Linked DNA regions of Homo sapiens: region 1 is linked to region 2. Evidence: chromatin contacts called from ENCODE Hi-C or POLR2A ChIA-PET data. All regions are on one chromosome and are shown on one strand. The core of a region is the stretch at or near the end of the contact, and the rest is flanking DNA. Distances in the headings are between cores, read along the strand shown. Region 1 holds the start of SLAIN1 (SLAIN motif family member 1). Region 2 holds the start of KLF12 (KLF transcription factor 12).

What was found. A loop is a pair of places that touch in the nucleus more often than their neighbours do. ChIA-PET counts read pairs that join two places held with the same protein, here RNA polymerase II (POLR2A). Pooled maps may share reads with other maps.
Region 1: a loop to region 2 is called in a map of naive thymus-derived CD4-positive, alpha-beta T cell, with 14 times the contacts of the local background. The contact joins the promoter of SLAIN1 here to the promoter of KLF12 in region 2. A Hi-C loop is called at or near these places in 1 of 168 maps with a recorded cell type or tissue (naive thymus-derived CD4-positive, alpha-beta T cell), 2 of 37 single-sample maps with no recorded cell type and 11 of 50 pooled maps. POLR2A ChIA-PET finds 5 or more read pairs at or near these places in 1 of 52 experiments (B cell).

Annotation. Positions count from the first base shown.
Region 1 is chr13:77,696,421-77,699,120 of GRCh38, reverse strand. It overlaps SLAIN1 (SLAIN motif family member 1), which reads right to left and starts at 1,434. Exons shown (of 7, transcript NM_001242868.2): 1 at 582-1,434. The coding sequence starts at 1,207. It overlaps MIR3665 (microRNA 3665), which reads left to right and starts at 1,005; the gene lies at 1,005-1,109. RefSeq lists silencers at 367-516, 677-916, 1,117-1,676.
Region 2 is chr13:74,132,904-74,135,658 of GRCh38, reverse strand. It overlaps KLF12 (KLF transcription factor 12), which reads left to right and starts at 1,255. Exons shown (of 8, transcript NM_001400136.1): 1 at 1,255-1,687. RefSeq lists a silencer at 1-1,508 and enhancers at 2,518-2,567, 2,598-2,755.

The DNA of each region.
Region 1 (2,700 bases), core at 185-2,684, 3.6 Mb before region 2:
ATTTCAATGAAAATGCAACGCAAAAGGGCACACGACTGCAAAATTCAAACAGCAAGAACGAACCTCTCTATAAAGAGAGATCCATCACTGCGCGGCTTCCGATGCCACCCGAGGAGGAAGAGCACGCAAATCCTGTCCAGCGTTCGTTTAAAACGAAAGAACAGTAACAGTCGCAGACAGAGGCCAACCCCTACCATCCCCCGTCATCCCTCCGAAAACACTGGGGAAAAGAGCAGCACTGAGCAAAAAGACAAGATGACATGGATTTTGCACTTAATGCTAACGAGGAGCTTGGGACCCAACAATCAGCAAATAGCAGAACCCATGGCAGATGGGGGGAAGGGGGGGCCGGTTCATCCGCAGTCGGAGCGATTAGAAAACAGGTTTCTGCCTTCATGAGAAGCCTCATCGTGGGAAGTGTCACCGCCTGGCTCAACACCTGCTGGGTCGGCCCCTCCGGGAGCCGCGGGGAGTCACCCCGGCTGCCGCGAGGGGACCCCCGTCCGCCCCCCGCCCCCGCTCCCCGGTGCCCGAAGCCCCCGAGGCCAGGGTCTCGGGGAAGGAGCGGAGCCAGGCAGTACCAGGTGTAGTCGTCCTCGTCCCGCCAGGCGGCTACGCTCTCCAGATCCAGCAATTCCACCTCGTCCAGCAGCGTGGGGGGCGGCGAGGGCGGCGCTGCAGCTGCCCCTGGCGGCGTCCCCGCGCCCCCCGGCTCCGGCCCGCCACCGCCCGCGCCGAAGAAGCCTGCTGCCGGCTTGAAGTAGACGAAGGGCGCCTCGGGTGGCTGCGCCAGGCTGCAAAGCAGGGAGGGCGCGGGGCTAGGCAGGCAGAAGGTGCCCGGGAACGCGGGGCTGGAGCCACCGCCGCTGCCACTACCGCTGCCGCCACCGCCCCCCGCGCCCAGCGCCAGCCCGAGCCCCAGGCCCCCTGAGGCCGCGGCGGTGGCCGTGGCGGCCGGGGGGCTCCGAGGACCCAAAGGCTGCAGGCCAGCGGGGGGCGGCGCGGCGGGCGGCGGCGGCGGCAGCAGCAGCAGGTGCGGGGCGGCGGCCGCGCTGGCCGCTCGACTCCGCAGCTGCTCGTTCTGCTTCTCCAGCTTGCGCACCAGCTCCTGCAGCTTCTTCACCTCCAGCTCCGCGTTCACCACCGGCCCGGAGCCCGCTCCAGAGCTGACCCCTGCCGAGGCGCATTTCACCTGCTCCGCCATCATCGTGGGCCCCGAGGGCGCCGCGGCCGCCGGGGAGTGCGCGCCGCCGCGCCGGCTCCTCGGGCCACGGGGAGGCTACGGCTCCTTCCCTGTCGCCCCGGCCTGGGGGGCCGACCACGCGCGGGCTGAGGCCGAGCCGGCGGTTCGCATCAGCACCGGGCCCTCGCCTCCGGCCGCGGCAGCCACCACCGAGCTGATCTGCACATGCTCAGTGCGTCCCTCCAGTCCCCTGGGCGTCGCGGCGGCTCCGGGTTTTAGCCGCGGCCCCGGAGCGGGGCGGGGCAAGAGCGCCGAGGGGGCGGGTGGGGGGGGGGGGGCGGAGAACCGTGGGGAAGCCCACCCAGGGGGCGGGGCCGGCAGCCCGGGTTGGGGCCGGGGAGCCGCACCCACCCTCGCTACCTAATCCCAGGGGCCTGATTGGACCTGGCCTGAACTTTCCCGCCACAAGCACCTCCTCCTGCCGCTTGGTGGGACAGTGAACTGCGCGGGTCTCTGAGGCGGTTGCGGGGACCAGGGGGTTCCCAAAGAAGCAGCTGCAGGTGCTGGCCCTCGAGTAGTGCACCACCGGCCCGCTGGTTTGCTCCCTTCCCAGCTCTCTGTTAGGCTCCGTGACAGCACTTAATAGCCACTGGCTAACGAATCCTATAGAAAACTTAAAGGCTGGGGATCGTTATTCTAAAAACCGAAAAGTGGAGATAGGGGGAACAGAAAGGCTTTGGGACCATGCCACTCATGTTCTCATTGGTAATAGAGAAGCAAAATGGTGGGAGACAGGAGACCGAGAAGAAAGAGAAGAAAGCCCTCTCTCTAAGAGGTAGAGTGGCCAGCTGCTAAGGAGACAAGTGTTTACTTATTTATTCTAAAATAGTCAAATTTGAACTGTTACCATCATTGTTTGTCACAATAAAAGAAGAACTGCTTTTTTTTTCATACTATGTATATTCATGCATTCCCCAAACAAAAGATCTTTGAGCACCTACTCTGTGCCAGGAACCATTCTAAGAGCTCGTGATGCGGGCAATGAGTACAATAGGCAAAAATGGTTATGGGGAGAAATATGAGTAAAATTGTTTAGTGCTCCTTCTATTAAATAATGTGTAAGTTATTAAAGTCAGACTTGCTGGTGGGAAAGCAGAAAACAGAAAACCTCAGAATTCTACCCAATACACTTTAATCTCACCTGCAAACCTGCTATTTCTTACCACTTGGAAAACGAGCAAATCTGCTTTTTTTAAAAGAGGCTTTTAAGCAGAAGAATTTAATCGAGTTGTGTTCAATGAATACTGACTGACTTAGCATTTTGAGTGTTTAACACAATCAGAGGAAAACCTGAGATTATATTATGAGAAAAATCTACACCACTGGTTCTCATCCTCAGATGATATACTATCTAGTGAAAGTCCTTGCTAGGGACTTTACATACCAATCTTTGTGACAATGTACCTCATTTCTCTGGAGCTGCTAACACATCGTATCTATTGGTTTCAGATATGGTT
Region 2 (2,755 bases), core at 6-2,505:
CTAGGATGGTGAGGAGGCGGGCCCACAGCCTCCCGCCTCCGTCCGCCGCGCGCCCCGCCCGCCCGGCCGCTTCCGCCCCGTCTGCTCCCCGCCCCCGCCGACCCTCCGGCTCGGCGCTGACCCCGCGCCCTCCGAGCCGCCGCGGGAACTGCAGGGCCGCCCGGCCGCCTCCTCCCTCTCCCGCCCCACAATCCCGCGGATCCGCTCCCCGGGGCGCGGAGGCGGGGAGGGAGGGGCTGCCGGGGAGAGCGTCAAGGACTCGGCTCCGGGCCGTCCGCTTCTTGGGGCTCCGCTCTGGGCGTGGGGCAGTGGAGCTGGACTCCCTTCCCCGCCGCCCCCGGGCCCCGCGGGGGTCTGCAGATCCCGCTTCCTCTGCCCCAGTCCTCCAAGTTTGCGTGCTTTCCCACAGAACTGGCGCAGGCAGGGGCCCCTTCGCTGGGGTGGCGAGGCCAGGCGCGCATCTCCGCCTCGCCCCCATTCATCCCGCCAAGGTGAAGCGCAGGGAAAAGGGGCGCCCCCGCTTCGCCCGCAACGTGCGTCGCTCCGGAACCCAAACAATGACTCCCCTGCCTGCCGCGCCCGGCCCTCCGCCCGCCCCACCGGCGCGCGGGGGGCACCGCCCGCGGGGCTGCCCCTGCCTGACCCCATTGTTGCCCGGCGCGGGCGATGCCCGGCGCCCAGGGGCGGTCCCCGCGAGCTGCCCCACAGTCCCGGCCGGCTCCGCCCACACCTTTCCAAGTTCGCTGGCGGGCGAGCCGCGGGGACGACCCGGGCGACAGCCCCCTCCCTCCACTGCGCGCCCCCACCCGGGCGGGTGCGGCGAGGGGTGGGGGCCCAAGCGGGCTGCACGCTTTTTGGGTCCCCGAATTCTCCTAAGCCTGTCTGGCGCGCTCTGACACAAAAGAGGAGACTTTCTCGCGGCTCGGCGCGAGTCCTTGCCCAGCGAGTTGCTCTCCAGGGGTCCCTCCCGCCGCAAGCCCCCGCGGGCCCCCTCGGCCGACGACTCCCCGAGCTCCCAGGGCCATGTGTGGGTTATTTGGGGTGCCGCAGCAAAGTGGTGCAGGTGAAAGGGAAGCGCTGCCGAGGCCCGGGGCCGGAGGGCGGGGGCAGGGGTGGGGCGGGGTGGGGCGGGGTGGAGGCGCCGCGGACCCAGCCCGGCGGTCCGGGCGGGGAGGCGAGGGCCGGGCAGTGGGTGTTGCCTTCTACCTCTGCGAGCGGGGAGGGGTTAGTTTCCCACAGGGGATTTCAACCATCACACTCAGAGCCCGCCTCCTAATCCTCGGGCGGAGCGGCTCGGGGGCCCCATTTTATGGCAATAAAGCGACTTAGCGCCTGCTGAGCGAGCCCCTCCCCGCCGCCGCCCCCGCCCTCGGCCCCACCCCGGGGCTCGCCGGCAGCGGCGGGGCTTTGTTTCTGGGGAGGAGGACCCGGAGCTCTTTTGTTTGGGGGTTTCTTGTTTTCGGCCCCCCCCCTCACAGCACCCCACCCCACCCCACCCCAAGCGCCTCTCCGGTTTCCTGAGCTGCGGGCTGCGAGGGAGGAGAAGCGGCGTCCTGCAACCCCCTCGGCTGGGCCCCGGGGTAATTCGATGCGGGCCTGGCGAGGCTCCCCACACTAGACCGGGGCTCGCAACTCGGCAGCCTCCACCCACCGGCCCACCCTACATTTAGCGCATCATGTGATCCGGGTAAGTCATTTGCAAGTACAACAGTTCCCCGGGTTGCCCCCCATTCATTTCCTGAGAACTGCAGAGAGCCGCTGAGAGGCTCTGCGTGTGCGTGTGCGCGGGTGACGCCGTGTGTGTGCGAGTGTGTGTGTGTGTGTGCGCGCGCGCGTGTGAGAGAGAGAAAGGGAGAGAGAGAGGGGGACTCTGTGTGAGGGAAAGAAAACAATTTCTCCTGCTCTGCAGCTTCTGTTCAGGTCTGTGCCGATTCCGTTTCTTATCAAAATAAACAACCCCCTCCTCTTTTTTTTTTTTTTTTGCCATCCCAAATCAGACCGTATTCTCTTAACGTGTTTTATTTTCCTTCTGTCATCTGCTCAAGTTAAATCATTTTGGTTGGTCTGTGTTCTTAAAGGGGGAAAGTGCTGGGAAGCGGGAGGGGGCCGGGGAAGGGCGATGCTGTTGCAAAGCAAGTAGCGTCGGTCGGATTCGTGGAGAAGAAAGAAGGAGGTTTCTTCCCCACCTCCCCTAATTTTTTTTTTCCAGAAGAAGTTATCAAGTAACGTGAATTAAGCAAGTGTTTTTCTACCCCTAGTGGAATTGTTGGTTGCAGTGTTTGCCTGACAGTTGCCAAGGATGTGAAATAAAACCCCAGGGCTGAACTTGGGGGGGAGGGGGGGCTCGTGGAAGTAGTTGGCCCCCCGGCCTCGAGCGGGGTGGATGAATAGCTCCGCACCGGGACCGTGTGGGCTGTGTGTGCGCGCTGGAGAGAGTGGAGGGGAAGGGGTTAAGGCGGAGATGACACTGCTGGCATGAATAGTGCTCCTGGTGCTACATTCATTATTGTCTCTGGTCGTAATGATGTGTAACTGTCACTTGCTACAGTGCCTGGTCCATGCAAGTAGCCAGGGGCTGGCCGGTGGCTGTTATTTTCAATTACGGGGGACCTGGCCGGAGTTGACAAGGGGCAACTTTGTACGTCCACCCGGGCCGGGAACCCGCAGAGCCGGCCTGGGAGCCACTTCTTGCCTCAGAAGCTCACTCTGAGGGTTCAGACTTGACCTCCGCGACATTAGTTGGTGTTCACGTTAG